Regions from separate parts of the Mus musculus genome. Here regions 1, 2, 3, 4, 6 and 7 are each linked to region 5. The links are chromatin loops, found by intact Hi-C in ENCODE. Cell type or tissue: left cerebral cortex. All regions are shown on one strand. Region 1 holds the start of Gstm1 (glutathione S-transferase, mu 1). Region 2 holds the start of Gstm7 (glutathione S-transferase, mu 7). Region 3 holds the start of Ampd2 (adenosine monophosphate deaminase 2). Region 4 has its middle 15 kb from the start of Gm12500. Region 5 holds the start of Gnai3 (guanine nucleotide binding protein (G protein), alpha inhibiting 3). Region 6 overlaps Ahcyl1 (S-adenosylhomocysteine hydrolase-like 1). Region 7 overlaps Gstm6 (glutathione S-transferase, mu 6).

Region 1 (4,000 bases), 130 kb after region 5:
CATGTTCTCTTTTGGCATCATCAGGCGCCGCAGTTCCTGCAGGATGACTTTGATGCTGTGGGAGTTCTGCCACTTTGCCAGCACTGCCGTGGCTCTCGGATCCACCACTCCATTCGAACTGCTCACGCCGCTCATATTGACTCTTGTTACAAATTTTACAGACAGGGGTGCCTCTGGGTACTTAGGCCCACACTCTATCTTAAGGCTGTATATTCGGTTTTCATAGATTGTTCGTGGAGGCCCAATTATCATGCCTGTCCATCTTGTAAGTGTCATGCCCTCGTCGTCCTCCAGACCCCAGCTAACTGTGCCATCGCCTACTCCTTTCTGTCCTTCTTCCAATTCTTCTAACAGTCAGAAATTTTGAGGGACTTTTACTCCCGAGCCTGTGGTGGCTGACATCTTGCGCCGCTGTCACTCGAAGGCCGGCCCCTTCTTCACCCCCACCCCGAGTTTTAAAATTTTTAAAGCCATTATTTATAGAATTCTGTGGTTTTGCATGGACCATGTTGAATGTCACCCATTGGCCTGGAAGAAATTACGGAATCCATCTCAGATGTCACTCTATAGGTTATAAGCCAAATTTCCTCCAGCACATTTAGATTTTTTTCCTGTACAGTGTCCTTTTAAGACACTAGGGCTGGCTGCACTGTGAACTTGTGACAGTGCACAGAGACACCCAGAGGATCAGTGACCAACGCTGGGATTAAATTCTCCAAGACAGCACTGGCTGTGACTCCTAGCTTCAGATCTCTCCACGTCTCCAGTCCCCACAGTTCCCTGCTGCCTTTCAGGGACCTTTCTCATTCAAAGGGACAATGATCTCGGACTCTGGGGACCCTGCATTGAGAACTTGCTGTCCTAGCCCTTATCCCTGTCTGCAGATAGATTCTGTCCTCTGAAGGGCTCCAGGGCTCTGGCTCCCTTCCCAGGCCCTCTGAGTCCTTGTCCTAGACAGTATGGATTCCTTCTGCTTTCTTCCACTCCTCCTTCTCTACTTCCCACAGTGTGTGACAATCTGCTGAAGTGCCTCATTCATACTTGCAAAATATGTCCCTGTAGTTCCCACCAAACTGCTGCTAAAGCCCCAGTGACATGGTCACTTTTCGTGCATCCTCACCAAGACCTGCAGAACATGTGGTTTCTTTAATGTCCTAGGATGAGATGGCCTCTGCTTGCCCCCTGCAACCTCACTGCACAGCTCCTATGTGGGTGACATGATATGTTGCCTTCATACCCCGTAGTCCCAGTAAAGGATGATTTAATCCCAAAATGTACGTCCTGCAGAGCAACAGCCTTGGCCTTTGACTTGTAAACTCATTTTAGTCTCCCCTTCCATCAAGCCTCTTGGTTGTCTGCAAAAAAGAAAGTAAACAGGTAGGACAGTGTTCTTGGGAGGACATTGACCTTGTGAAGGTAATACTACAGGGCATATACTACTTGTGAAGGATATACTACTATATATCTCAGGGTAACCTGAAAGGTCATTTGAGCCACCCTGTCATATACAAACGCATGTCCGGAGCCTGGGCCAGGTCCTGCATTTAGGGACAGCTGAGGGTCTTGCTTTGGGCTCCCATGTGTACAGCATCCTGGTATCCCTTGAAAGCAAACTTCTTGGGTCACATGCTCTCCCTCTCTATGGCACAACCCAGCGTGGGCTCTTTTTCTCCCTTGTGCTCTGCTGGGTTTTGTCAGCTGACTGTTGTCCACAGCTGTGGCTTCCCTCAAACTTCCGGCCCCTCTGTGGTTGGTACTTGAATTTAGATTCATAAACACGGCCAAAATACAGATTAGTTTTTTAATAACTGATAACAGTTCTCAAACCCCCTAAAGGAAAATACGGAGCCCTGTTTATCTCTGCCTTGGGGTTGTTTCCATGTCACCGACTGTTCCTGTAACTTGAGGCTGTGTGCGCAAAAATCCGGTACCTGTCAGACTGACAGAGTTCTTTCCATGACGATAAGTGCTACATTAAACTCTCAGGTCGGGGGCTCTCGCCTTTTTGTCTTTAAGCTGAGAGTTGAGCCTCCCCAATGACAGATTCCCACAGTCTGGGTGTGAAAACCGAGCTCTGCAAAAGAAAGGAAGGCGGGAGAACACCCACCCAATGTTCTTTCGCTGTCTGGCCAGACTCCAGGCAAAGTGCTAGCTAGTCTAGGGAGCATCCAGCAGGCGGCGATGGCGGCAGTCGCTAAGAGGGTTTCGGGGGAAGCAGGAGAGCAGATTCTGTTTCAGCGTGTGCAAAACAGAATCCCGGGACAGAGGCCGCTAAGGATCTTAACCCCGCCTCTCCCGGAGAGGGTGTGGCCTCTGCCTTCCGCTTTAGGGTCTGCTGCTCTGGTTACAGACCTAGGAAGGGGAGTGCCTAATTGGGATTGGTGCAGGGTTGGGAGGGACCCGCTGTTTTGTCCTGCCCACGTTTCTCTAGTAGTCTGTATAAAGTCACAACTCCAAACACACAGGTCAGTCCTGCTGAAGCCAGTTTGAGAAGACCACAGCACCAGCACCATGCCTATGATACTGGGATACTGGAACGTCCGCGGAGTGAGAGAGGGGTCCACTTGGAGGGTGGGACTGGGATGTGAAGCAGAAAGTTCTTAAGAGCAGGAGCCCTTCCTACAGCGGGTACTCTTCAGCTCTCACTGGAATCTCCTGCCTGTAGCTCTCAGCGCTCAGTTTACGCACTTGGGTGGCTGTGTGTGTGTGCGTGCGCGCGCGCGTATGTGTGTGGTGTGCACATGCACGTGCGGGGTGACGGCGTTTGTGCAGTGTGGGAGGTCTCAACGGGTGAAGATGAAGTCATACAAAGAAGTCCCCACAATGTCTGACCTCTGTCTCTTCTGGTCATCTCTCCCAGCTGACACACCCGATCCGCATGCTCCTGGAATACACAGACTCAAGCTATGATGAGAAGAGATACACCATGGGTGACGGTAATGCCACCTTCCTGGTCAGACACCTGCTTCCCTCTTACCTATCAAACTATGCCTAGATTTCCCGTTATTTAGCCCTGCTGGTCTCCCTCTAGCTAAAGATAGAGGCTGCTGCTTCCAGAAACCTCTTTGAGAGTGCAGTTTGATTTTCCAATATAGATCATGGAGAATGGAGTTCCTTGGTCCATTTGTATTTATAATTCGACAGAATTCACTACTGGGGTCTTATTGGGTCCAGGCTGCCTTTATTATCAGTTGTTATTCAGACCCTTCTCCACATTGGAAAGTAACTCTCTGTAACAGGTTGCAGAGGCCCTGCCTTAGGGGTTCTTGCTACTGGTCGATAATCTGTAGAAGGGTGGGACAGTGGGGTAATGCCTTTTCACATCTTCTTGTTTACAGCTCCCGACTTTGACAGAAGCCAGTGGCTGAATGAGAAGTTCAAGCTGGGCCTGGACTTTCCCAATGTAGGTGCAGGGGAGGAGAGGTTTGGGGAAGACACGGTGATCTCACCTCATCTCCTGGCCTGGCTGAGGGTTTAGGATCAGTGTTTCTGCTCTCCTGCTCCATCCCTGCTGGCTGCACAGTGTTCTGTGATGGGCTGTGCCCCAGCTCTCTCATTCAGTGCACACTGTGCCCATGGAGGGCTTCCCATGGCAGGCACACTGTCAGGCCCTGTGTCTTCTCTCACCCAGAGAAAGGATTCAGGTACCCCATATCCCATCTGACCCTCCCTGCTTGTCCATCCAGCTGCCTTACTTGATCGATGGATCACACAAGATCACCCAGAGCAATGCCATCCTGCGCTACCTTGCCCGAAAGCACCACCTGGGTGAGTGGGGCTGGCCACAGGGTGGGAGATGGGGGATAATCTCCTCGGCTTGGCAAGGTTGGGATGCCTAGTGTACTGTGTGTGCTGCAGATGGAGAGACAGAGGAGGAGAGGATCCGTGCAGACATTGTGGAGAACCAGGTCATGGACACCCGCATGCAGCTCATCATGCTCTGTTACAACCCTGACTTTGTGAGTGGCCAGTGGGTGCGGCAGACAGGGTTCACAGCAGG
Region 2 (4,000 bases), 220 kb after region 5:
CAGGTTTGCAGTCTGGAGTCTTTTCTACATCAAATGCTCCTCTTTCTCAGATTCTCTTTGGCTCTGGTTCTGTTGCAGGAATCATAGCATTGGTGGCTGTGCAAAGCTTCCTATGGCTATGAGAGGGATGAACTGGAGAGCTGAGGGCTGCAGCCCAAGGCCCACTGTACCTGGTTTCTTGATAACCCTCAGCAGTAGGTCTCTGAACCCTGCAGAAATTATCTGAGCAGGCTCTCCTGGTAAGATGGAACAAACACTCCCAGTGTCTCTTTGCATGGCCCCATGGAGCAGGGCTGGATATGAGGCAGCTTTGGGACTCAGTGAGATTGACCTGAGGCTCCACAGAGAGCGGGTTGGACCTCTACTTGCAAGAGAACAATTAGAGCTGGCTCAGCATCCTTAGCTGGCCCTCCTCCCCTTGTGCATTTGATCCTGGGTTTGCTGGGTCCCTGGCTCAGGTCTGGGCTCTCTGTCCTGCTGCACTGGCCTGTCATGGACGTCTTTGTCTGGTTACAGGACGTTTCTGTGTAAACCAGCAAGGATGTTCCCTGTGAGAAATGGTCGTGTCTGTGAAGGCAAGGAGTGGCAGGGTGTCCTGTGGGAAGACAGGCAGAGAGGGGACAGAATGGGAGCCCTAAAGTCTCAGTCGCAGTCATCCCCCTGCTACTCTGGCACCATCTTGCTGTTCCCTAATCCCTGCCCCATTCTTGCCCCAGCTCCTTTTCCTTCAACTCAGTGGCCTCCTGAAGTGGCCGTCCCTGAAGTTGGCTTCACTGTCCTGTCCAGCAGTGACTGTGCTGTGCTGTGCTGAGGAGCTGGGGGAGCCCATCATCTTTAGGCTCTGTACTTGCAACACGTGTGTAACAGAGGCAGGTCTTATCTGCAGTATACCCCAGTGAGGTCTCTGCATATGGGAGCCTGTCTGGTCCCCATAAGGCTTGAGTCACACTTGCTTTGACTGCCATTCCAGCTTTCACTATTGCCTCTAAGGACTGTCTGGAGACCCTAATAGAGCCTGGTTCACAGGGGTCCAAGCGGACTAAGAAGGACACCTCCCAGTGCAGGCAGCCTTCACCGGGTCTCTAGAACATGAAGGGTACCTTGTGGCTGGAAACTTGCCCACCCCACAATGTCACTGAGATCAGACATTAATAAAAGTTGGTCGAAAAAAATCAGAGCAATGCTATCTCAAACTAAGGCAGGTTTCCTCACCCTCAGCTACATTTTAACACAACCAAATGAAACCAACATAAACATAAAACGTGTTTAAAAGAGTTGAGATCTGAGTGAGTTGGCGGTGCTTCCTAAAAGAGACAGGTGTGGCACTCCATGTCCTTAATCTTAGCACTCGGGAGCTGAGACAGGAGAACTGAGCCTAATCCAAGACCAGCCTGGGTTACACAGGGTCCCAAGGCCAACCTCTAAAGCCATCGCAAAAGAGAAAAGGATAAAAAAGAAACATAAGACAAAGAACACTTGTTCCTCGGGAATTGGGCACAAGGCTTTCAAGGCTCTGTAAAGAGAAACATGTTCCGTCAATTGTCAGAAGTCACAGGTCCAAGTGCAAGCCTGGCCAGGAAGCAGCACGGCAGAGGTGATTATCAATCACAGCTACTCCAGGGTCTCACGCATCCCCGGCATGGTGTTAGTGGGAAAGAAAATGAAATGACTCTTGGTTATAAGATTTTGTACTCATGCTGGAAAGAGTCAAAGGTAGGGGGTGGGAAGATCAGGAGAGAGGGAAAGGCAAGCCAAGGAAGGCGGAGTTTAGCGGAGGGCACCCGAACAAGGAAGCAGCTACAGTATACAGGTGATTAAGTGGGCACTCATTTCTTTTGTGAATTTTTTCAAAGATTAATGTTATATCAGAATAAAAAACAGAAAAAAAACTCCAGATACATCATTTACTATGTGATCCAGGACACACACACACACACACTTAAATGAAATAAATTTCATCAGAAAAATTTGTTTTGCATTCATGAATATATTTGTATTATCATGTTTTCCAGTTCTTCGTTCTTTAAGTATTCACAGTATAAAAGATAATTTTGCCCTCAGGACACAGTTGTCAAGGTCCTAGGCCTTCCGAACTGTCACCACTGGGGAATGCTGCTGCCATCTAGACTAGAGGGTAGAAAATAGCAGTCCTACAGCGGAAACCCAGCACCACCAATAAGAAGCTAGCAAACCCAGCCCCGCCTTTCGCTCTTGGCACTCAGCCAAGCCACCACCATAACAATGGAGCTCAGGCAGCCTTGGCTCTGGGGGCGGCCCTGGCCTTGTTCCTGGATGCCGGTATTGGCTGGAACTGGGAGGTGGGGAAGGGCAGTCTGAAGACCTGACAAAGCGAAGCCAATCCGTTTCTGGCAGCTCTCTGAACAGCCAAGGCTAGATTGACACTGAGCCTGTCCGTTCAGACCTCGGCACCATGCCCATGACACTGGGTTACTGGGACATCCGTGGGGTGAGAGAGGGGTCCGAATGCAGAGTAGGACTTGGAGGAGGGACAAGGATCCGTGCAGTCAATGGAGGCATGCTCTTGCAGCTGTGTATGTGTGTGTGTGTGTGTGTGTGTGTGTGTGTGTGTGTGTGTGTGTGTTCTGGTCCATCCATGGACATAGTGAAACTAGGTCAGAGAATGAGGACTCGTGTAGAAGGGGTAAAGAATTTTACCATCTCTTGTCTCTTACAGCTAGCCCATGCCATTCGCCTGTTCCTGGAATACACAGACTCAAGCTATGAGGAGAAGAGATACACCATGGGTGATGGTGACTGCATCCTTTCTAGTCAGATCCCTGCCCAACTCCTGTCCATTGTTGCCCAGCAACCAACCTCATCACTCAGCTCTGACACTTTTTTGTTGGAGCTGTAACATGCCCCTTCCAAAACCCTTGATGGTGTGGTTTGATTTGCCAATGGAAGATGCTAAGGAAAGATTTGAGTGTACTCTGTATTTATAACTGGGCTCCATTCTTCTAGCAATTGGCTAAATCTTTCACAAGCTTTAGCGATGAAGAAGCTCACAGCCCTTACAAACATCTTCATCCTTGCAAGCTTGCAGTATGACTTTGTGAGTCAGCTTGCAGGTCCACTGCTTTGGAGAGTCTTGTCTCTGACCCCTTGGGAAAATCTTGGGAAAGGGGTTTGAACACATGGGTCCTTTGATTTCATATTATCTTGTCCACCACAGCTCCTGACTATGACCAAAGCCAGTGGCTGAATGAGAAATTCAAGCTGGGCCTGGACTTTCCTAACGTAAGTACAGGAGAGGGGAGGTGTGGAGATGGTGGTGGTGTCCCTGTTTATACAGATGGGATCAGTCCTTTGGCTTTCATCTTCGCATTCCTGGTTGTCCACACCATCTTTCTGTGATGGGCTGTATCCCAGCTCTCTGTTCAGTGAGCAGCATTTTCATAGAAGGTTTTCCATGGCAGGCACACTGAGTGCCAGGCCTCGTGTCTGTCCTCACCCAAGGAAGGGATTCTGGGATTTCATATCCCATCTGACTCTCCATGCTTGTCCATTCAGCTGCCCTACTTGATCGATGGGTCACACAAGATCACGCAGAGCAATGCCATCCTGCGCTACCTTGGCCGCAAGCACAACCTGTGTGAGTGGGGCCGGCTGCAGGGGTGGGGACCGATGGCCACCAGCTGGGCTTGGCCAGGGTGGCATGTTGAGTGTGAGTCTGGGCTGTGTTTTTCACAGGTGGGGAGACAGAGGAGGAAAGGATCCGTGTGGATATTCTGGAGAATCAGCTTATGGACAACCGCATGGTGCTGGCGAGGCTTTGCTACAACGCTGACTTTGTGAGTCCTGCTCTGGGCTGGATGAGGTGGGGGAACCAGAGCTTGTACCTTTGCCTTCTCATCTGCTCTGTTTGCTTAGCATCTAACGTCTTAGCGCTGCTCACCTACAGATGATACTCTGAACTGCTGGCGGAGTCATGGTGACACAGTATGGAGACTGAGACAGAAGGACTAAGGTTACGGTCTTC
Region 3 (4,000 bases), 63 kb after region 5:
AAACCCAGAGAGAAGTTCACCATCAGTCAGAAAGTAGGTGGAGATGTCTGAATTTGAACCTAGGCATTCTGGCTAGTCTAACGTCAACATAGAAATTAATGTGGGATGGTGAACCGGCTTTGAAGGGCACATCCTGCCTACCAATGACTGATAGAAGGAAATAGATTCAGGTGGGAATGCGGAGAATTCAAGGGCAGGGCTTCTGCTTGAAATGGATTCTGGGACCCTAATAATAGCTACCTGACTTTGTGCCAGACATTGTGCAAAGGGGATTTACCTTCAGTCCTCAGTAACTCCTTTCTTTGGATGGGGTGTTTCCATTGCCTCATCCCATCTTACTGATGAGGAAACTGACGCACAGAAATCGCCCAAGACCAAAGGGCCAAGCCAAGGCCAACCCTGGTCCGGAGGCTGCCCACGTGGCGTAAGGGAACTGGGAAAATGGTTGGGGCGTGGCCAGGAGGCCAAGAGGCGTGGCCGAACGGGGCGTGGCCGCGGACTTGGCGGGGCCTGGGGTACGCGAGATTGGCGCGCAGCCCGGAAGGTTTCGGCGGGGTCGCACCTGTTGCGTGACTCCCCCGTAGCCCGGCCACAGGAGCCGGATCCCTAATTGATTCCCAGAAAGTGGTGAAAGAACCCTAGGCGAATTCCGGGTCCGGTTTTCTGGGGAGCACGTGGCCTGTTTCCTCTTGAGTGCAGGCTTGGGGTCGCGACTCCGGGGTCTCCTGAGGTCAGTCTGGCCGCTGAAGTCGGCGGGAGTCCGCCCCCCGGCCAGCTGGCCATTTTGAAAACCTTGCCTTCCTTCCCGCTTCTCAGTGCGGGTGCAGGGGCCAGTGGCGCGACTTCGCCCCGGTGGGGGCCCTCTCCCCTCTTCAGCCCGGCTCCCTCGCTGTGCAGACTTTCGTAGGCTGCCTTCCTGGTCCACGCGGGACTTGGGCAGCATGGCCTCAGGTAAGTGTGTGGCGCGTGTGTGGTTGATAAAGGGACTCCAAGGCAGAGGTGCCTGGGTCGGGTGATAAGTGGGTGGGGGGTCTTGGCAATGCCTGCAAGACCTAGGGGACGTGAACGGCTCCTAGAAGGGTCCAAGGAAGCAGATCTTGAGTGTACAGGCAGAGCGACAGGTCAGAGTAGGCTGGGGTCTTTCCCATCGACCTCAGACAAGACCCAGCCTCCTACTCTTCCTGTCTTCCTAGGAGACAGCTTCTGCCGGTCAGTGGAATTTTCCCAAGACAGGCCCCTCCCTCCTGGGCTCGAATTCTCAGTTCTGCCTCCTCCCGGAGCTGGGCTGTCCCTAGAGCAGGGGTCAGATGGAGAAGAAAAGAGGGGGGCTCTGCCCCAGAGGCTCTGGGTTTTCATGAGTACCGTTGTTCCTTCCCTGGAGGAAATGGGTTTTGAGGTTGGAGCTCAGGCGGTATTCTTGCCTATTATTTTTCTCTCTGGCTGGCTGGACCAGCCTAGCCTGGACTTTGGCTTCTTTGCCTTGGAGCCTTGGCAAGGGATGAGGGTTCCCGAGGTGGGGTGAGGGTAGTAAAGAGCTTAGAGCTGGTGCTGCTCCATCTGTTTTCTCTGCATCCCGACCCCGGCCCTAGCCACCATCAGACAGGGCACTCTAAAGACTGGAGTGGGAAGAGAGGGATAAGGGGCAGGATGGAGGCCCCACTCCCCGAGGTTGCCTAGACAACATCAGAAATCGTGGCCAGAGCCTCTTCCGCCTGCGGGGCGCTGCTTCCTGCATCAGTCACTCCCGCTGGGGGCGGGGCGGAGGAAGGGGTTGGATGTGGGAGAGCTTGGCCCCAGCCGGTGAGGTTCCTCCGCTGTCGCCTTGGCCCCAGCCATGGCATCCTATCCTGGCCCAGGCAAGTCCAAGGCCAAATATCCCTTTAAGAAGCGGGCCGGCCTGCAAGCTTCCGCTGCCGCTCCAGGTGAGAGTTCTTGGTTTCAGGCATGGGTTCCCCTCCTCTTGTCCAGGCCACTGAGTGCCTCCGATAAGGTCCCCTTCTGCAGCACCCTCTCTGCAATGATGCCTCTCGACCTCGGTTCCCCGGTTCCCCGGCTGACTGGCTGACTTGATGGCGCAGGGAGGGAGGTGGGAGGGGGTGCCTGAGGTTTCCATGTCAGGGGTGCTGCCCTCCGTAACAAGGAGTGGGTGTGGATGTGGGTGCCCACGAGATGTATATGCACACGTGTCAGCTTGTGCAGATGCTAAGACTGCGTGTGAAGTGTATGTGAATGGAGTGGGGAGGGTGTGGGACTGACTGCGGACTGGCTACTCTGATTGGTACCAGGCAGACTCAGGCTAGACTTGCCTTTACTTATTCTTTCCAAGACCCTAGATCTAGAACTCCCTCCCTGGTGAGTGGGGTGGTGAGGTCTGACATATGGGGTCATGCATTGCTAACACCTACACAACCAGATTGCTAACACCTATTGCCAGTGTCCTTCCTGTTGGCTTGTTCCAGGCCTGTGTTGTGAATTTCTTCAGGAGAGTGGGGAGCCCTTGAAATGGCTGGTGGGCTATGTACGCTGCATCCTTTGGACCTAAGTGGGCATCTCTGCACCATCTGCAGCTGGCCCTGTGGTCCATCCTGGTGAGGACTTAGCTACTAGAGTTTGTGCTTCCAGGGATGTGTCTTTAACTCTCAAGTCTAATGGCTAAAAGAAAGACATTTCGATGATTGATTGGGTGTTATCAACTCCTTATAGCTGCCTGTATTGACACCCTGACTAACCGCCTCTGGCCTATTCTTATCCTGCTGACTGTGCTTATCTAGGCTTTGTACTGTACTGAGATAGATTCTCTGTGCTCGCATCTGTCTTCTAGGTGTATGCCCTGGGACTAGCTCTGTGCTGGTTACTCTGTTGCTGAACCAGAGACCCTTAGGTGCTTATACCTTGAGAGCATCTTCTACTTGGGGTCAAGGCCTAGTGAGGCAGTCTTGAGTGAGTGAGTGAGGATGCTCCCAGTCAAAGGTGATTGACTAAGCACCAGAAATCCTGGAGCTGATGGAGTGGTCCCCTTTGGCTTTTGCCTGTATGTGTGGTACTGTAGATGCCAAGTTTTGGCACAGGGCCAGGGAGATGGATCCTGGCTTGGAGAGTGGAGGATAGCGCCTGTGCTTCTCCTCTGGTGAGTCCCTAGCAGTCGTTTACAGTCTTGTGGTATAGTAGGAGGATGGCTCTGGCTGCTGGTACCCTTCTTACTCACCTAGCTCGTCTGTGTAGTTCCAGGCCTATCTGATAGGAAAGGGTTTAAAATGAGGACTCTGTCTTCCTTTCTGCAGCCCTGTGGTCTGCCTTCAGGGACTCTAGAAGTGGTTGGTGGCTTGGTGTAGTGACACATACCTGTAATTAGCTATTTGGGAAGCTGAGGCGGGAGGATCATGAGCTCCAGGCATGCAGAGACACTTGGTAAGATCCTGGCTGGAAGTAAAAATAGAAAAGAATGAGGATATGGCCCAGTGGTAAGGACTTCCCTAGCTTACACAAGACCTCAGGTGTGGTCCCAGTAAAGCAAAAGACAGAAAACAAAGCCCCCAAGTGGTCTGGAGCTGAATTTAAGAAGGCTCTGGGTTCCTTTTTGTTTGGTTGTTTTCTGAGACAGGGTTTGTCTGTGTGTAGCCTTAGCTGTCCTGGAACTCACAGAGATCCACCTGCCCCTGCCTCTGCCTGCTGAGTGCTGGGATTAAAGGTTTGTGCTACTACCACCCAGCCTAGGATCTGAACCCTGGGTTGGGTGAGTAGGTGTTGATCCTTGCTTCTTCCTCCTATTCTGCTCTCTTGCAAGGGGGAAGTTGCATCACCTCCTCCCTACAGAGATCTTTTCTCCTCGGTGCTCTGTCCCTCTTATCAGCCCTGACCCTGCACTGGGCTCAGAGACCCTCTCACCCCCCTCACTGAAGGGTCTCCATGTCGGAAGTGTTTAGAGGGTCCCAGGAATTCCTAATTGCAGTCACATGGGCTTAGGGCTCTAACCTAAGCTTTATAGAGTGCTTGTAGGACA
Region 4 (4,000 bases), 77 kb after region 5:
TGATAGCCACTAACTTGGAAATCAAGCAAACTGGATTAAGGGATCCTTCTAGGCTGTTCCTCGATGGCCAGCATTGTCTGTCCACACCAGCACCGAGGACTCTGTTATTCTTCACTGTATTTGTCAAAAGGTCAAATCCCTTTTTTCATTTTCCTGTCCAGCTTTTCTCTGTGATGACACGCAGCCCCCAGCGCCTTTGCTAACTAACAAAATGTTTCTTAGCAACCTCTCCAGTTTCATATCAGCTGGACTTTGGTTTTTCATTTTTCAGACATTTTTCTCTCTTTTTTTTTTTTTTTGGTTTTTCGAGACAGGGTTTCTCTGTGTAGCCCTGGCTGTCCTGGAACCCACTCTGTAGACCAGGCTGGCCTCGAACTCAGAAATCCACCTGCCTCTGCCTCCCAAGTGCTGGGATTATAGGCGTGCGCCACCACGCCCAGCCGACATTTCTCTTTTAAACATTCATCAAGAGTGAATCTTTTGAAAAATATCCTTTTTAAAGTTTGATTTTTGTGGTGCTAGGGACTGAACACAGGACTCATATACTACGTGAGTGATCTGTACACACAGCCCAGGAACGAATAATCTTTAAAAGGTAAGGAAGCTTTTCCTAGCTAAAAACAGAACTCTTTCTCCGCTTCCATAATGGGTCACACGAACTTGCTGGCTGATGCTCTCAAGAGTGTAAATGGTGCTGAAGAGACACAGCTCATCCTCACCAGCCCATGCTCAAGTTCCTGCTTCCTAACCGTTAGCCAGGAGGAAGCATGGATGCCCTGCTCATCACTGACGGCTGCAGAGCCTCACTGCCAGGCTAGCCACGGATGGCATGGGCAGCCCCAGATTTGCTTGATGTGCAGCTCAGAGACCTAGGAGAACCCTGCTGGCTTGGTTTCATTGTACTGATAGTCTTAGATGGCAGCACGAGCTGTGAAAACACCCAGGAGGAAGATTACTGGGATCTTTTTCCAGGAATATAAAACAAAAACATGAGTATAAATAAAATGCCTTGGTAGAAAAGGTTTCTTAAAAGGGGACTTAAGAAAATAGGAAGCAAAAAGCCTCTCCTTGCTACCAGTTTTACCAAGCATACCTGAGCTATCTGTATGCATGAATATATTTTACATATTCATGCTTTCCTTCTAGTTCTTTTTTCTTCAAAAAGCCTTTTTATTACATTGTGTGTGTGCACGCGTGCATGTGCATGTGTGCATCTGTGTGTACTCGCCATGAAGCACATGTGCAGGCCACTTGGTCCTCTCCTTCCACCACACGGGCCCTGGAGATGGGTCAGGTTGTCAGGCTCGGCAGCCATCACTTAGTCGCCTTGCCATCCCACTTCTTGTTTGCACGTTTTGAGACGGGGCCTTCTGCAGCTCAGGCTGGCCTTCCACACAGCCTTCTTGCACAGGTTACAGGTGTGTGCCGCCACACGCTAAGTTCAAGGGATTTGTTTTTAAAAACACAGATTTTGTTCTTATTGAACTTACATTTAAAATGATTGGCACCCCTTTCATGTTTTGTTACTTGTATTCTGTGTCCTGTCCCATGATGGTTTTCCACCATAGATTTTCTCTGTTAAGAATGACTAGGGCTGGGCTGGAGAGATGGCTCAGCGGTAAAGGACACTGCTGCCAAGCCTCACACCCTGGTTCAGTGCTTGGTTTACATTGTGGAAAGTGAAAGCAGATTCTTGAAAATTGTCCTCCAGGAATATGCACCAGGGCATGTGCATATGTGCGCATGCTCAAAATGTTAAAAGAGTAGTATGTAGGCCTGGAGTGTGTGACTGGCTGTGCACTGTGGAGCCGTGACACCTGGCCTTAGCTGTAGTCCTGATCTGTGTGACCATGGGCAAGGTACTTCCTTCTTTGTGCCGCCAGATTCTTACCCATAATGCTTTCCTCATGCTGGATTGGATTTAAAGCATTAGGTAAGATTCTAGTAAGCTTTAGCTTTGGTTTGCTCAAGGCTTGAGATTCTCACACTAACCTACATGTCCATAAGAGAGAATTGCCAGGTTTGAGATGTCAATTTCACTTGATAGGATGAAGCAAAGCCCTTCCCTTGCTTGCCTGCCCTCTGCCTTGACAGACCTCTCATCCGGTCTCCCTGTCAGCCCTTCCAAGTGACCTGCTTGGAGGCTGCTGAGTGTGGACCCCTCTTGAGGAAGGCAGCACCTTACCACCGTCCAAAGGCTGACCTTGAACTCGTTATGTAGTCCTTGCTGGGGCGGGAACTCCTTCTCATTTGCTGGGTTGAGATTGGTGGTGGGGACTTTTAAAATCAATGCTTTAAAATGCCCCAAATGGTGTGTGCAAACAGCAGAAGAACCTTCCCCTTGTGGCCCTCGGCCTAGCACATTGTGAAGTCTACACCTAGGCACTACAACTGTAAATCCTAGCCAAGTAGACAGCAACCTGGGCTGCTCTGCGGCGCCCCCTCCTGGGGAGCCAGAGAGGAGCAGGTGGGGACATTTCTTGTGCTCATCCAAACCTTGTCACACTATTACCTCCTGGGTGAATTTATTAAAGGAAAGTCCAATAGAACATTTAAACATTAACTCATGTTTATCCTAATGTTCAATAGTTCACTTTGTTTTCTATATGGGAGCAAAGCCCCTCAACTTGACCTTGCCTGGTCGATGACTTAGGGTAGGTGGTCTCTGCAGCTAGAAGCCACGGGGCTCCTGTAGCATCTGGAGTTAGGAGTGACCCCGGTCCCTAGTTCTGGATGTAAATCTGTGGAGTAGGCTTTCAAAGGCTCAAAGATGGCTGGGAAGCTAGAACTTTGGAGGCTGTAAAATAAGAAAAGAGGAGAAACTGAAACTAACAAATGTTTAAAGAAATGCCTTCAAAACCTAGCATGTCAACTTCAATATTTGTTAATTTTAGTATCCCTACAAATGTCATTATATTTGGAAACAATTTGTAAACTGCATTTGGCAAACGCTCCAGAATCCGCAGCATGACTGTAGCCATAGCCAGTTCTAAACTAAAGGAGTTACTCAGTCGGGTAACTTCAAAAGCGGCTTCCAAAGCAAGTCAAAGGGGCCCCTTTAAACCAAAGACGAGTTACATCGAATGAGGATGTGTGTGCGTTTGAATGTTGGTTACTCTTGGAGGGGAGCGTCCTCAGAATCAGATGCTGGGTCTGCACAGAGCTCAGGAGAGCCCTACCCTCCGCCCCGCCCGCTTCCAGATAAGATTGGTTCAGCCTCAGGTCCAGCCTTCAGATTGGTTCTTCTTCCTGGTTGGACAAGCTGAGCAGAACTGCTGTCTCTGCTGCAGTGCAGCCTGGCTCCTGTCAGCAAAGCAGCCACATGGAGGGTTAGATGTCCAACTCCACTTCGCTCCTGAAAAACTGGCCTGGTTGTGAGCCTCTTGGCTGGGCAAGTCAGCCCTGAAACATACAAACAGGTAGAGGAGTAAAGTCCTGCCTACCCCAACCTGGGATCCTGAGGAAATGAGGGGACTAGGGTGTGTTTATAGCACCCTGAACACAGAGGTCCAAGTTCTTTCTGTGTGAGTGTGTGCAATGTACTAAGGGCTGCTTTGCATGTCAGCCGGCATCATATTCCCACTCTTTCATTTTGATGCGGAGGTGCTTTCTCTATCCCAAGCTTGCTTGACTCACTCCGTAGCCCTGGCTGGCTTTGAATTAACAGCAGTCATTCTGCCTCACTCGGCGTAAGTACTGAGATTGCAGGCATTCACCTCCAAGTCTGGCATTCTCCTGCCCCCAAAGAGAAACACCAGGTTCAGTGAGGTTGAGGAAGTACAGAGCTGACCCCTCAGCCACTCTACTGTGGCCCTTAACGTCTGTATCTGGTTGAGGGCAGAAGTTGTCTCTGAGAAGGGACAATGTCCTGCCTCTTCCTGGCAGGAGTGAGCTAGATGTGGCTGATAGCTGTGGGAGTGGAGAAGAGCATTTAGAAAGGCAGTTAAGAGCTGTAGTTAAGCTGGGTGGTGGCAGCCCATGCCTTTAGGCTCAGCACTTG
Region 5 (4,000 bases):
GCGGGAGCCACCCCCTGTTGTTGACTTTCGAATCCCAGGCCAGATTGCTGAGGAGACCTCAGAGTTCCTGGAGCAGCAACTCACCAGCGACATCATCATGTCCGACAGCTACCTCCGTCCCGCCCCCTCACCAAGGCTGGAGTCATGACGGACACCAGGAGGGAAATAAAGCTTGGGACTGGTTTATGATTTCAAGGACTGCTTTTGCGGCTGGCTGGGGTCTGGGCTAGGGTCTCTGGACTTAGCTTTTGCTTGGTGTTTCCTGGGTCAGGCCCAGAATCGACAGGATGGACATGTGGCAAAAAGCCTTGGACTTGGCTGGGATCTTTGACTATTGGGGGAGGGAACCTGGGTATGGTGAGACGTTGATGAGAGAAAAGGGTGACAAAGGTGAGGGAAAGCCTTTCTTCCAGTGTACTCTTCAGGCCTCGGGAGACAGGGAAACTTCCTAAGGGTAGGCGGTGGAGCAGCAGGCTAGGAACAGTTAATCTGGGGACTGTTGAGGTTGACCTCTTTCCAGAGTAGTAGTCCAGACTAATGCTTACTCTGAGACAAGGTAAGAAAGCGGCCCACATCTTCTCATTTGCCATCTCGGCAAGTGTTTCATGAGTTAACAGATCCCTTCCTAAAGTTAATGTCTAGAGTGAGAAGACCTGTAGGGGTGAATTGGATTTGGCCAGCAGCAAGGAAAAATTGCAATCAGGGTAGTGGAGGAGAAGACAGAACAACTCTGCAACTCTCTCCTATTCTCTTTCCTGCACATATGAAATCAAGTGTGGGTCCTGACCTCAGCAGAGATGAGCAGGAGGCAGGATGCCCTTTCCCTCCTTGTCTTTTGAGTAACTAGGAATGACTCGGGGGTCAGAGAGCTGAGGGTGGGTGTTAGCCTTTGAATTGGTAACGTGGCTGGATACAGAAAGGCCAGGTAAATTACTCTGATCAATAATACTGCCAATCTTTTCTTTCCAGGACTGGCCTCCCCGATCTATCTCCTCATGGCAGTGACCCACTTCCAGCCCCCTGGACATTCGGGTACAAGAGACTCAGGTCGGGCAAGGGAAGGGTGGGGTTTCCATTGTCCATGAAATGTCTCCCTGTTCCCCATCATTGCTCTCAAAATTAGCTTCTGTGACAAAGACTTAAATCTGTCTCCTACCTGCAGCCCTAGGTTGGAGAGAGAGCAGAGAATTGGGCCTTGCTGCTTATTGATTAAGACTATAGGGGCTGTGTTGGTTAGTATCAGCAATGGTATTTTCAGCGGAAAGGGATTAATTGCAAGCTGGACAGGTTTCCCCTCTGGGTCCTGTTCATTCCATTTCCCTCAACTGAATACTAAAGGGTCAAGGTAGAACCAGAGGGGGATGTGGGCTATAGCTGAACAAATTTCTGGCTCACTCAACATGAAAGGGGGAAAGTGGGTTGGGGTGGAGTAGTTTCCCCTTTGAACAACCAATAAATTTTATGATAAAAAGTTATATTAATATCAACACTGACTCCTTCGGTTCTATTCAATGCATGAATAGCTGAACACCAACATCCCCCGGGGCATACACATATGATGTGCCACCTCTGCCTTCAAGGACTTCACAGGCTAACTCGACCAGATATTTGTATTTTTGTAGAGCATTTAGGTCTGATAAAGTTATACAGTAAGGAAAAATTATATCTATGGTTCTGACTTTTGAGAATATATTGAAGTTGATGCATAAGAGACTCCATGCAGATGCGGAAAGTGTGGGGAGTGTAAGCAAAACTCTCTAGGGAAGAAAATAATCTACTAAATAAAACTGGGCAAACAGCTTTTTCCCTCTTTGGCTTAGGTACATTTACAGGTTTCTGTCTTCCTATCATTGGTGTTCTTCTAGTCTGGAGCCTATTACACTGAGGAAATCCTTTAGAAAGTAACACACGGCAAATGGGAGTCCTTCCAACTTTAGAGCCCTTCCCTTTCTTTTGAGATAAAGCTCATGCTGAGAGGTCTCCTTCCTAGTACATCATAGGGAAAACTTTCACATACTATTACTCCACCAATCAGCTAGTAGGACCCAGAGACTGCCAGTAGGTGGCAGTGTGAGCCCAGCAGACAGGAAACGTAGACATGTAGGGTGAGAGAGGGATGTGAGAGAGAGAGAGAGAGAGAGAGAGAGAGAGAGAGAGAGAGAGAGTTAAATATTGCTTGGCAGCCATTTTGTTAAGTTTTCCTTTTTTAACTTTGCCCTTCAACCCTTGCTTCACATTAAAAGGAAGTTTTAAGAGCAAGGATATTTCTAAGTCATATTGAAATAAGCCGACACTGAGATCTTATTGCCATTAACTAGCAAGCTGCCATGTTTTCCCTGGCTGTAGGAACAGATCATAAAGGAAGTAAAACTTTCCTAGTATTGTGAAGAGAACTTTCTCCACAACTTTTGCTATGGCCACTGTCCAGGAATTTTCTAGTCACTGAGACGGACTGGTAAAGTTCAATATCCAATCCTTACCTCCTGGAGGCGGTTCCTGGACACAATCTCCCTTACAAGCCGAGGAAGCAACAGGGTGAGATGATCCATCCTGCCAGTTTTGCCAACATCTTGGTATCGAGGTGACTGCCATCCAAAAACCTTAGATGCTCTGTTGTCAGGGGTCTCCCAGCTATACCTTCTAGAGAGGTCTGGTAGAAAGAGGGCGTGAAGTTGAAACTAGACAGATGTACTTACTGTGTGGACGTGGGAAAGCGACTGAATTCCTCTGAGCCCATTTTCTCATTGGCGACAATGGGGATTAATATTACCTACCTCACAGGGTTGTTGTGAGGATTAAGAGATGAGACATGGAAGTGCCTACCTGGCAAAAAGGTACTCAATAATGTTGTGTTTCCCCCTTTCCTCTTGACCCTTTCCCCCCTAGAAGTGATCAGAAAGGAAAAGCAGTTTCTTTTGGAAATGAGTGGGAGACTTTCCAGACTTGGAATTGACAAGCATTATGGGTGACGTGGACGAGGTTAATCTAATTAGATGGTTCTAATTAATTAATTTTCACTATAGACCTTTCTCTTGGGAATTTGTAGCTTAAGTTACCTCCTACTAGAGAAATGTTTTAAATTCCAGGGAAATGTTTCAATGGCTGTAAAAAAATGCCCCTTCTTAAAACGGGTGTTGAGTCATTGTGGGTCTATTTAGTAGGGACTTTAGGATATTCTTCACAGAGCCAATATTCAGGAGATAGTAGAAAGACAACTTTTACCAAACTTCCCCCTTTCTGTGGCTATCACAGAGGAACTCTTGTTAGATTAGAGATTAGCTCGTTTATTTCTGGGTATGGAACTAAGTCCTCAGGTTTACCTGGAAGAAAGGGAAGCGTGGAAATATTATAAATGAATTACACCTAGTTTCATATTCTAATACTTACTACCTATTTTTCACTCTCTATTACTTGATGCGGTCGAGTGATCCTTTGCCAACATAGGAGTGCCAGGCATATGTACAGCTCACAGAAATCCATACGTTGTAGCAGAAGGACTAATATATACTTGGCATAATGGGTGTAGCCAGAGGAATGGGTGAACATCCAGGCTGGGCAGCTCAAGGATCAGACGGAGGGAACTTTGGCTGAAGTGCCCAACACGCGGCTCTGGACAGAGACCTGGGCTCCAAATCACAGATGAAAAGGAAAAAAGGTTTTTTTGTTTGTTTGTTTTCTGGAGAGGGAGGCTTTTCCCAACAGCAATTCCCAGAGGACTGTGAGCTCTCATTTGAGAATCTGATCCTCACCGCCAAACCTCCAGAGCACACCACGTGCTGGAAGTCCCGCTTTTTCTACACTTGGAATCCAAGTCCAGGAGCCGGAGAAGTAAAAGGGTATTAAGGCTGGGAGGTGCGGAGCGAAGGCTCGCCATCACTCCACGGGGACAGTCAGGTACCAGGGAACTTCCGCTCTCCGTACCACCTCCGCCTCCCACTGGCACAGCGCTCTAAGTAGTAACGGCCGCTGGGCGTCGCCGGAAGTGTCGTAAACAGCACAC
Region 6 (4,000 bases), 460 kb after region 5:
TGGTGTAGATAGTAACTGTCTTTGGAACTTCAGAAATTGACATTGTGTCAGATTGTTGGTTTTCCATAAATAAACCCCAATCTCTAATTTATTGATGAAAACTCCTTTGATGGACATGATTCTCTAAATACCTCTCAGAATATTACCCTTCTGTAAATTTCTGACATCTAAGGAGGAAGGACTCAGGATCCTGCTGAGTAGCATGTTAAACGTTTAGCCTAGGTTCTGTGCAGTTCTTTTACTGCTTTGTTACCATTTAACCAAATTGTTAATGTTATCTTGTTGTAGAAGTTTATTTTGAATTTAGAGAATGTAAACCCTCATCAGTGTTTCTAAGTCTAGAAAAGGTGACTACAGAGTATGTGTAGAAGGCAGAGAATTAGAATTGGTCTTACTTTGGCCTGAGGAAATGCCTTTGGTAGTTGCTGCATTAGAGACTGTGCATAATGCTTCTTAATCTTTTGAGCCTTAATCTTTGAAGAATTTCATGAAATCATAGTTTCTGTCCTTAGGAAAAATCAGAAGAGCACAAAAATACATATTTACTTGTATAGGCTTTGATAGGGCAGCCTGGAACTCATTCATAGACCCTAACCCTTGCTGTAATTTGACAGGCTTCTAAGCATAGTATCTCTTTTCTTTATAGAGCTAGATTCTGCTTTAAAAGAAAATGTTTCTAGCTTGCACTTTGTCTTTGAGGTTTGGAATAAAGCTGGGGCTGGTGGTATTGTTAACCTCCTCTTTGTGGCTCGTTATTGCCTTGAGAGTATAACTCAGAAACTTATACACAGAAACCAGACTTTGAGCAACTGTGGGTAAGTACTTTCTCAGCTCTATTTCTCTCCATAGGAAACTGTATGTCTTAAACTATTCTTGATACTGAACTGATAAAGTATGGATTTTATCATTTGATTTCTCTAGGTAGAGCTTATTGATGTCGAGGACTGTTTCAGACATATAAGGTCTGACACACAGTACTGTTGATGAACGTTTATTGAGTCACTACTGTGAAGTGATTGTCCCCAGGAGAAAGTAAGGTCCAGTCACGTAGTGACTGACTTGCTTTCCTTTCTTATTGCCAGAGCTGTTTTTATGGAAAGATAAGGCAGTAGCTAGGGACTGCAGGAGAGAACATAATGAGAGTTTAGTAGCTCTCTTTCTAATACAGGAAATGGAAGGGAAGGGAAGAGAAAGAATACATACTACATGGCCTCCTCATTAGCTGTGTAGTATGGAGACATAAAGCAGTCAGCTCAGAGCTATCCTTACTGTAATGAGGGATGCAGTTTGAAATTCTCACCGTTGGAGCAAACATTTTAAGCACTGGGGACCCTCTCTCTGCTCAACGTTGAAACTGGTATCTTAGATTTAAGAAACTTTGTCCCCAGGTTGTTGCAAGTTTGAGGAATAATGAAAAGTTGGGCAGCAGGATTTGGAATGTATGTTAGGGCTCTGACAGTGTTAACAGCCTTGTTAGCAATGCTGAGCCGTTTCCCATCTTTCATACTGTGTGATGCTGGGTGTCCATTCAGCCGAACCAAAAGCTGAACTTGACATCCAACAGTCTGATGTGCACTTGTCCTTGAAACACACCTTTACAGTTACAGTCTTCTGGGAATGAGCCAGTGCTGTCCTAACCATGAGCTCCTGTTCTCGTTGGCACTAAACTTTGTGATGTTTATGTAAAATGTGTGACTTTGGCAAGATTTGGGGGAAAGGGAGTCTTTCAAAATTCCCTGTTTTGGAAAGTGAAATAAGTGCTTTATAGAAATGGCAGATACATGCAGTTACTCTGGTAACAGATTCAGTTTCCTGTCCGTGTCCAGGTGGTTCCAACTTCTAATTCAGTACTTGAGTTTTTAGTGCCAGCATCAGTACCAGACAGGAAGATTCCCAGTGTTGGCTTGTTATGTAGAGAGTGACCCAGCTGGCTTGTTGTGCTGGACTTGATGAATTGTGAATTTTAATTACACTGATCAATACAGTGGCCTTGGTAACGGCCTTGTAGCTGCTGTAGAATCTGTTTGCTTCAGGGTTATAACAGAAAGAGACTAAGTTGATCGGGGACATCATGTTCTCACTGTAATAAGCTGTAGGCTAAGTCCAAGAAAAAACAAATCCTGGAGGGGCTGACCTCACTACACCCCTTCTCCAGTATTTCCCAGGAGGAAGCATTACTCTGGAGGTGGTTTCTGTTCTTATTTGCCAGCTGGGAGTAAATCAAGGTTGACAAAGACTTGGTTCTTAGTGTAAGTGGGGTAAAGGACTCTTCCAGGTTCTAAAGGGCACATAGAAAACACTTGTACTGAGAAGGCCCCTGTCTGCTGGTCTGTAATTGGGAATAGGTGATTGATGAAACTAACCTTAGCCCTCTCATTCAGGAATTAGAGCTTTCCTATTTGGGGAATATGAGATTCATAATTATGCACATTCTTTTCTGATTCCATAGGGAGGGGATTAGCTGAAAGCTGGGCATGATTGGAATGAGAGCATATTGCCAGTTTTTGCTAAATTTGAACTAAACCATGTTTAAAAATAAATAAACAAAAACCATTCTGTCTTGTTTAGATAGACTCTCATGTTCTCCTAACCCTTTATGGATCCATCACATGCATGCCTGTACTAACAAGTATAGTTGGTATTAAAAGTAGCTTCTCCACTTCCTTTCCCTTGTTTTAATTCGGAGCAAAGCTTATTAAACCCATTTATTTCCTGCATTTTTTTGAGGTGCTTTGTCAAAAGCATGGCAAACTCAGTGTAATTGTTTGCTTTTTCAGGTCCTCCTTAGATTGCTTGTTAAATCAGTACCTTTCGTGAGGTTGGAGTGTGAAAGATATTTGTCACAAAGGGAGTTTTTTCAGACTATTTATTATTAGGGCTCTAAATTAGACATACTTAATTCACAGTAGGAGAGGACCTGAAGGTAGGGCAGCTAGTGGAGAATGGGTTGGCATTTTGAATGACCAAGGCGCTGGAAATTATTTTGAAATTAGATATGGGGTAGGAGTGCAGAGAGAGAGAGAAAGAAAGAGAGAGAGAGAGAGAGAGAGAGAGAGAGAGAGAGAGAACACACAGTAAATAAAACAATGTAAATCAAAGGAATTAACCTGAAGCCTGTCATTGGACCTAAGCTAATGATTGCTTATCTAGAATTAAGGATATGTTAGGGCCATAGAAAGCCCTGAGCTATATTCTTTGGACTTTATCTCCTAAACAGTCTTTATCAAAATAGGAAGGCCATTTATGTAAGAGTACTGGAGGGTATCTATAGAACAAATGGGGAACACCAGGCCTCTCTAAGCCAGTTTCATTTCTTGAGTCTAAATTCTTTTTGAAATGCTAAGTATAATTCTAACACATTATACATACCCTTACCTCTAGTTTCTGGATGGTCAAGTCAGAATATGAGAGCTTAAACTTGTTAGTTTATATTATAAACTCTTAGACTGAAAATAATAGTATTTTAAAGACTTTGAGAAACATTTTGGTAAAATTCTGACCTCAGAAGAAAAGCACAGTTTAGTATAGTTAATTATTGAAGAGTTACAATTCAACTAAAGAATAGATCAGAAACACATGCTAGGGAGGAAAAGACAGAACTTAGAAAGTTGATGAAGCCGATGAGCCATGTTACCAGCTAAAGCCAGTGTTAATGTGGCTCTGGTGTTTGATGTGAAAGAATGGCCAGGCCTCCCTCAGGATGAGTGCTGCAGGAGCAAGGCTGAAACTCCTTCGGGGTACTGAAAAAGAACTCAGTAAGTGGATGGTTCAGTTGAGGCTGGATTCTAAGCTGACCTTAGGATCACCACAGCCCAAATGTTCCTTTACTTGAAGGAAGTTCTTAGAGAATTATTATTTAAGGTTTTGAGAACTTTCCATGCCCATACTGAAAGACTGCCAAATAAGGAGTATTATAAGAATGTTCCAAGCTAACTTTGTATAGAGACTCATGTCCCATTAACAGAACCTCATCTCTCCCCAGAAAAGTCAGGAGACTCTA
Region 7 (4,000 bases), 210 kb after region 5:
CCTTGTCCCTGGGGTTCACAGATGAAAACCAGAGGGGAAAAAGGTCATGGGTATTTAGAAATCTACCCAACAGATTTCTCAGAGCTGAGTTCTTAGTGGTAGCAAAACTCGGGGCCTCTTGCTGGAGCTCACGGTCAGCTAGAGAACCACTGTCTCTTTCAACACCCTATGCTGTTCAACTGATTCTATTCTTTGAGATCCCTCTTTGAAATCACGTAGTCTCTTCTCTTGAGATTGTTAAATACTTGGCTTTCCTTCTTCCACTGGACTGTTCTGTTCAGAACCTGTCTGGAAGGCACTACCCTGGAAGGCAGTGCTGAGCTAGACATCAGTCATGACAGATTCAGGGACAGATTGGCATTTCCATTCCAGGCACCCCTGAGAGATGAAGCCTGCTACCAATCGAGAGTCTGATTATTAAAGTGGTGAAGCGTTAAATGGCACATGCCCAGAATTAGGAAGATGCCTGTTCCTTTGCACAGCTGGGCAAAGCCACACTTTCTCCCACAGGGCCTGCATGAGGGTTATGACAGCTATTATTTTCTGCTTCAGGAGAAACGGAAGCCAGAGTTCTTGAAGGGCCTCCCAGATCAGCTGAAACTCTACTCGGAGTTCCTGGGGAAGCAGCCATGGTTTGCAGGGGACAAGGTAGAGAGGGTAGCAGGTGGGCAGGAGGAGCTGCCATTCTTCCCAGGCATCCGGATCCCACCTCACTGAGCCTCACTTCCTGCAGATCACCTTTGCAGACTTCCTCGTCTATGATGTCCTTGATCAGCATCGAATGTTTGAACCCACGTGCCTGGACGCCTTCCCAAACCTGAAGGACTTCATGGCCCGCTTTGAGGTGATGCCCTGGTCCTGCTTCCTCTTGGATGCCCTACTTCCCTTCCCCCTTTCCAGGTTGCTTCCCTAGTTCTGATCTATTGAGCACTGACTTTCTGCCAGGACCCATGTTCAGCCTTCTAGATCTGCGGAGTCAATTTGTCATTGCCACACGCAGGCAACCTGGGTAGAATTAGCTGTCACGATGAACAGATAAGGAACACGAGACTGTGTAGGGTAAGCTACTTGCTCAGCATCCTAGCACGAGTAGAGGCTGTTCTGGGCTCCCAACTGCTTTTGGCTTCTAAGAGCAACATTCAGTGTCTCTTCCTGATTTGTGCCAAAAAGAAAGTCAGGCCTTTAAACAGCTTGGGTTTCCGGCCCAGGACCTGCAGTATGCAGATTATGTGAAGAATGTGTTTGTTCCTGCAACCGTTAGGCTGAGAGAAAGGCAGACTGATGTGCAGGACCAAGACATACTCCATGGTAATATTTGATTGGTGTTGTCAGTCCTGTGGCTGACCTGTGAAGTACTGTGACTCAGGGCTGCTCCTGTGGAAGACTTCATCTTGAGTTCTTTTGGTGGGTGTGCTTTTTCCTCCCGCCATTCCTCCAGCTCCCATTGTGTCCCCTATGAAGTGAGGTCGTACTTTGTCCTTACTGAGATGCTTTGGAATTTCCCTCTGTATCGGGCCCAGCTGGACGTGTAAAACTGTCCCTCCATCCCAGGACTGAGTGAAGCCGGTAGGTGGGGGGCACAACAGACCATGAGATGCCTGTGATATTAATGGCTGCCTGGCTCTCACCTCGCAGTTAACCATGATCCACCCTGAACTCTCTGGTTTGACACCAACAAGATGTACTTTTTTTCATTTTTGTATGTTCAAGGCATTGCCATAGCAACAGATCTCGGCCTAGAAGCACTTCTCCTTTCCCACTTGCCATTAAGAGATGCATGTCTTTTTTTAGTTAGCTCTCATCACTGCGGTTGTGATCCACATGGAGTGGCCTTGTGAGTGTGCACGAGCTGGTATAGCTGAGGAGGGGAGTGCAGAGGCCCTTGTTCTGAACACAGATGGCTGTGGCTTGTTGGGGACTGGTAGCTCTGGCTCTCTCTTGATCTTTGGAAATGACCTGTGCACTCTCTGACAAGGTGTCCTGTATCACACTCCACTGCATCAGAGCTAGAGATGAGATTGGTAGGGGCTCAGTGGGATTGTGCTTAGGGCTCAAGTGGAGACGTGTTAGCTTCTGGTGAACATCTGGAGCTGGCCACTCATGCTCTGCAGTCTCTTCGGCCTTCTCTGCATACACTCAGGGTTTGCTGAGTCACTGGGTGGCTCCTGGACTCTCTTCCAAACCACACAGGCCAGTTCTCAACCCTTTCGGTTTTCTGGATCCTTGCTTCTTTTAAGTACAGGCATGTCATTGTAGCCAGGAGTGACAGTGCCCCCTATGGGAGGCAGGAGGGAGTGCACAGGGAGCAGAGTGGCAGCCACAGTGCTGGGCTGACCCTCTTAGCCATGGGAGACTGAGGAAGTTTCTTAACCTCTGCTACCTCAGCTGATTGGTGTGATGGTGGGGCTGCTTTTGCAGGGTGGTGGGGTGGGTTTTCTCCTTCTGGATTTTAAAGTCTCTTGGCTGGTCCTGGAGTGGGTTTGCAGAGCTGAGGTCCTGGTTTCTCCTTCTCACCTGCAGGGCCTGAGGAAGATCTCTGCCTATATGAAGACCAGCCGCTTCCTTCCAAGTCCTGTGTACTTAAAACAGGCCACGTGGGGCAATGAGTAAGACCATGCATGGAGTGCCGGTGTTGGTGGGGAAGATCTATCAGTGTGCCTGTCACCGTGAACACTGACCGGGCCACAGCTAGCTTCCAGTAACTTCTCTTCATCAATCTTCCCATTTTTTTCCCTCTGTCTTTTCATTAACTTTCCCTCTACAAGAACTCCTTGTCTCCCCTTTCACTCAAGCCTCCAATGTCAGCTCCCTGTCCTCAGCAAAGTCCTTTGCTTCCCTTGTTTCTTTCTGCCATGTTTCTAACCAGACAATCTTTCACTGCACTTTGAGCAGCTTAGCCCAAAGATCCATACTCCCCAGTATGCAGGCTCCATCTCCAGAGTGGGAAGGCCCAGTCTTGTGTGAGCTCTAGTAAAGTGTTATCCATACTAGCTCTGTGTCCTGTCGTATTACCTAGAATTCTCAGGAGTGACTACATGAATGTGGCTGTGTGGTCTTTGTTCTGTGGTTCACAAGGATGAATAGGTGATGGGAACATGGGGTGGACTCTCAGGTAGTCAGGATGTATGACCACGCACAGGGGCTGCAAATATGGCTGAACTTTTCAGAGCACTTCCTTTCTTGTTTTGGGCCTGGATTTGGTTCCCGCCACCCACATGGTGGCTCACAATGGGCCTATAATCACAACTCCAGGGAATCTGATGCTCTCTACTGCCTGCTTGGGCTTACACACACACACACACACATACACACACACACACACACACACACACACACACACACACACACACAATCTTTTTAAAAAGAGAGAAATCATGATGTGCCCTGGCAGTGTTCACCTGGGGTTCTTATAGGTGGGTGTGTCTTCTATACCAGAATTCTCAGTCATCATCAAGCTGTGTGGTCATCCTGCAGTGTGATCATCCTGCAGTGTGGTCATCCTGCAGTGTGCATGCAGTCCCTCCGTTGGCCATGCTCACCTGTGAGTCTTGCTTCCGAGAGGTGCTAGGCTGATGGGCAGAGGGTGAACAGTCACCAGGTTTTACATCTACCCTCACCTGGAAGCCATCTTTCTCTCTTTTCAAGATGGTTTACTATAAGCATTCCCTACTGTCGGTGATTGCGTTGTAGGAATTTTCAAAAAACTCAATCATCAGCTCATCGAGGGGAGATTCTGGCTGTGTTGATACATCTGGCAGTGTCTGGCAAGTTAACGTTTGGGAAATTGTGAACATCTGCTTTTGGAGATGCTTGTGCCAGTGTTTGGCGTAAGGACTCTGGAAATAACCATGCTTCCTGAGAAAACATAGAATGGGCCACAGGAGGTTTTTCATGTGGAGGTGTTGTAGTCTGACCCAGAAGCCCTCGCTCACCTAAGCAGTTAAGAGGTGCAGCTGCCAGTGAATGGTTGGAGATGGGCAGATCTACTTCCCTAGGCCCC

What was found. Hi-C counts contacts between places; a loop is a spot of excess contacts. Peaks named below come from ENCODE experiments on the same cell type or tissue, not always from the same donor. Only the 100,000 strongest peaks of a DNase experiment are listed, where the experiment ranks them.
Region 1: it touches region 5 in a loop (2.7-fold over the local background); 3 of 42 quality-filtered maps call a loop at or near these places.
Region 2: it touches region 5 in a loop (6-fold over the local background); 25 of 42 quality-filtered maps call a loop at or near these places.
Region 3: it touches region 5 in a loop (3-fold over the local background); 32 of 42 quality-filtered maps call a loop at or near these places.
Region 4: it touches region 5 in a loop (7-fold over the local background); 36 of 42 quality-filtered maps call a loop at or near these places.
Region 6: it touches region 5 in a loop (4-fold over the local background); 10 of 42 quality-filtered maps call a loop at or near these places.
Region 7: a loop joins it to region 5, with 2.3 times the contacts of the local background. A loop is called at or near these places in 22 of 42 quality-filtered maps.

What each region holds. Positions count from the first base shown.
Region 1 is chr3:108,016,287-108,020,286 of GRCm38, reverse strand. It overlaps Gstm1 (glutathione S-transferase, mu 1), which reads left to right and starts at 2,314. Exons shown (of 8, transcript NM_010358.5): 1 at 2,314-2,547; 2 at 2,861-2,936; 3 at 3,339-3,403; 4 at 3,687-3,768; 5 at 3,859-3,959. The coding sequence starts at 2,512. It also overlaps the pseudogene Gm12502. In left cerebral cortex, a CTCF peak has its summit at 2,177; DNase peaks (open chromatin) are centred at 960, 2,154 and 2,665; H3K4me3 peaks cover 2,190 bases; H3K27ac peaks cover 1,427 bases.
Region 2 is chr3:107,930,086-107,934,085 of GRCm38, reverse strand. It overlaps Gstm7 (glutathione S-transferase, mu 7), which reads left to right and starts at 2,269. Exons shown (of 8, transcript NM_026672.3): 1 at 2,269-2,467; 2 at 2,696-2,771; 3 at 3,194-3,258; 4 at 3,532-3,613; 5 at 3,712-3,812. The coding sequence starts at 2,432. In left cerebral cortex, a CTCF peak has its summit at 2,129; DNase peaks (open chromatin) are centred at 2,252 and 2,746; H3K4me3 peaks cover 267 bases; H3K27ac peaks cover 1,653 bases.
Region 3 is chr3:108,083,169-108,087,168 of GRCm38, reverse strand. It overlaps Ampd2 (adenosine monophosphate deaminase 2), which reads left to right and starts at 503. Exons shown (of 18, transcript NM_028779.5): 1 at 503-951. The coding sequence starts at 942. Gm12500 (predicted gene 12500) reads right to left here and starts at 1,193. Exons shown (of 1, transcript NM_001358018.1): 1 at 1-1,193. The coding sequence starts at 943. The coding sequence ends at 326. It also overlaps a transcript of Gnat2 not described here. In left cerebral cortex, a CTCF peak has its summit at 1,702; DNase peaks (open chromatin) are centred at 497, 1,279, 1,743 and 3,028; H3K4me3 peaks cover 3,176 bases; H3K27ac peaks cover 2,214 bases.
Region 4 is chr3:108,068,926-108,072,925 of GRCm38, reverse strand. No RefSeq gene overlaps it. Among named protein-coding and RNA genes, the nearest start is that of Gm12500, 15 kb to the left of the region's middle. In left cerebral cortex, a CTCF peak has its summit at 2,441 (motif pointing left); DNase peaks (open chromatin) are centred at 2,436, 3,290 and 3,602.
Region 5 is chr3:108,146,142-108,150,141 of GRCm38, reverse strand. It overlaps Gnai3 (guanine nucleotide binding protein (G protein), alpha inhibiting 3), which reads left to right and starts at 3,990. Exons shown (of 9, transcript NM_010306.3): 1 at 3,990-4,000. Gpr61 (G protein-coupled receptor 61) reads left to right here. Exons shown (of 3, transcript NM_001305461.1): 2 at 1-390; 3 at 970-1,821. The coding sequence ends at 148. In left cerebral cortex, CTCF peaks have their summits at 2,039 (motif pointing right) and 3,942; DNase peaks (open chromatin) are centred at 2,054 and 3,982; H3K4me3 peaks cover 574 bases; H3K27ac peaks cover 546 bases.
Region 6 is chr3:107,688,632-107,692,631 of GRCm38, reverse strand. The region is part of intron 1 of Ahcyl1 (S-adenosylhomocysteine hydrolase-like 1); the gene reads left to right. Among named protein-coding and RNA genes, the nearest start is that of Gm40121, 5.6 kb to the left of the region's middle. In left cerebral cortex, no CTCF peak of the experiment used is centred here; a DNase peak (open chromatin) is centred at 1,987; H3K4me3 peaks cover 676 bases; H3K27ac peaks cover 3,554 bases.
Region 7 is chr3:107,937,837-107,941,836 of GRCm38, reverse strand. Gstm6 (glutathione S-transferase, mu 6) reads left to right here. Exons shown (of 8, transcript NM_008184.4): 6 at 553-648; 7 at 734-844; 8 at 2,521-2,990. The coding sequence ends at 2,610. Among named protein-coding and RNA genes, the nearest start is that of Gstm6, 3.9 kb to the left of the region's middle. In left cerebral cortex, a CTCF peak has its summit at 2,282; DNase peaks (open chromatin) are centred at 1,124, 1,786 and 2,226; H3K27ac peaks cover 1,623 bases.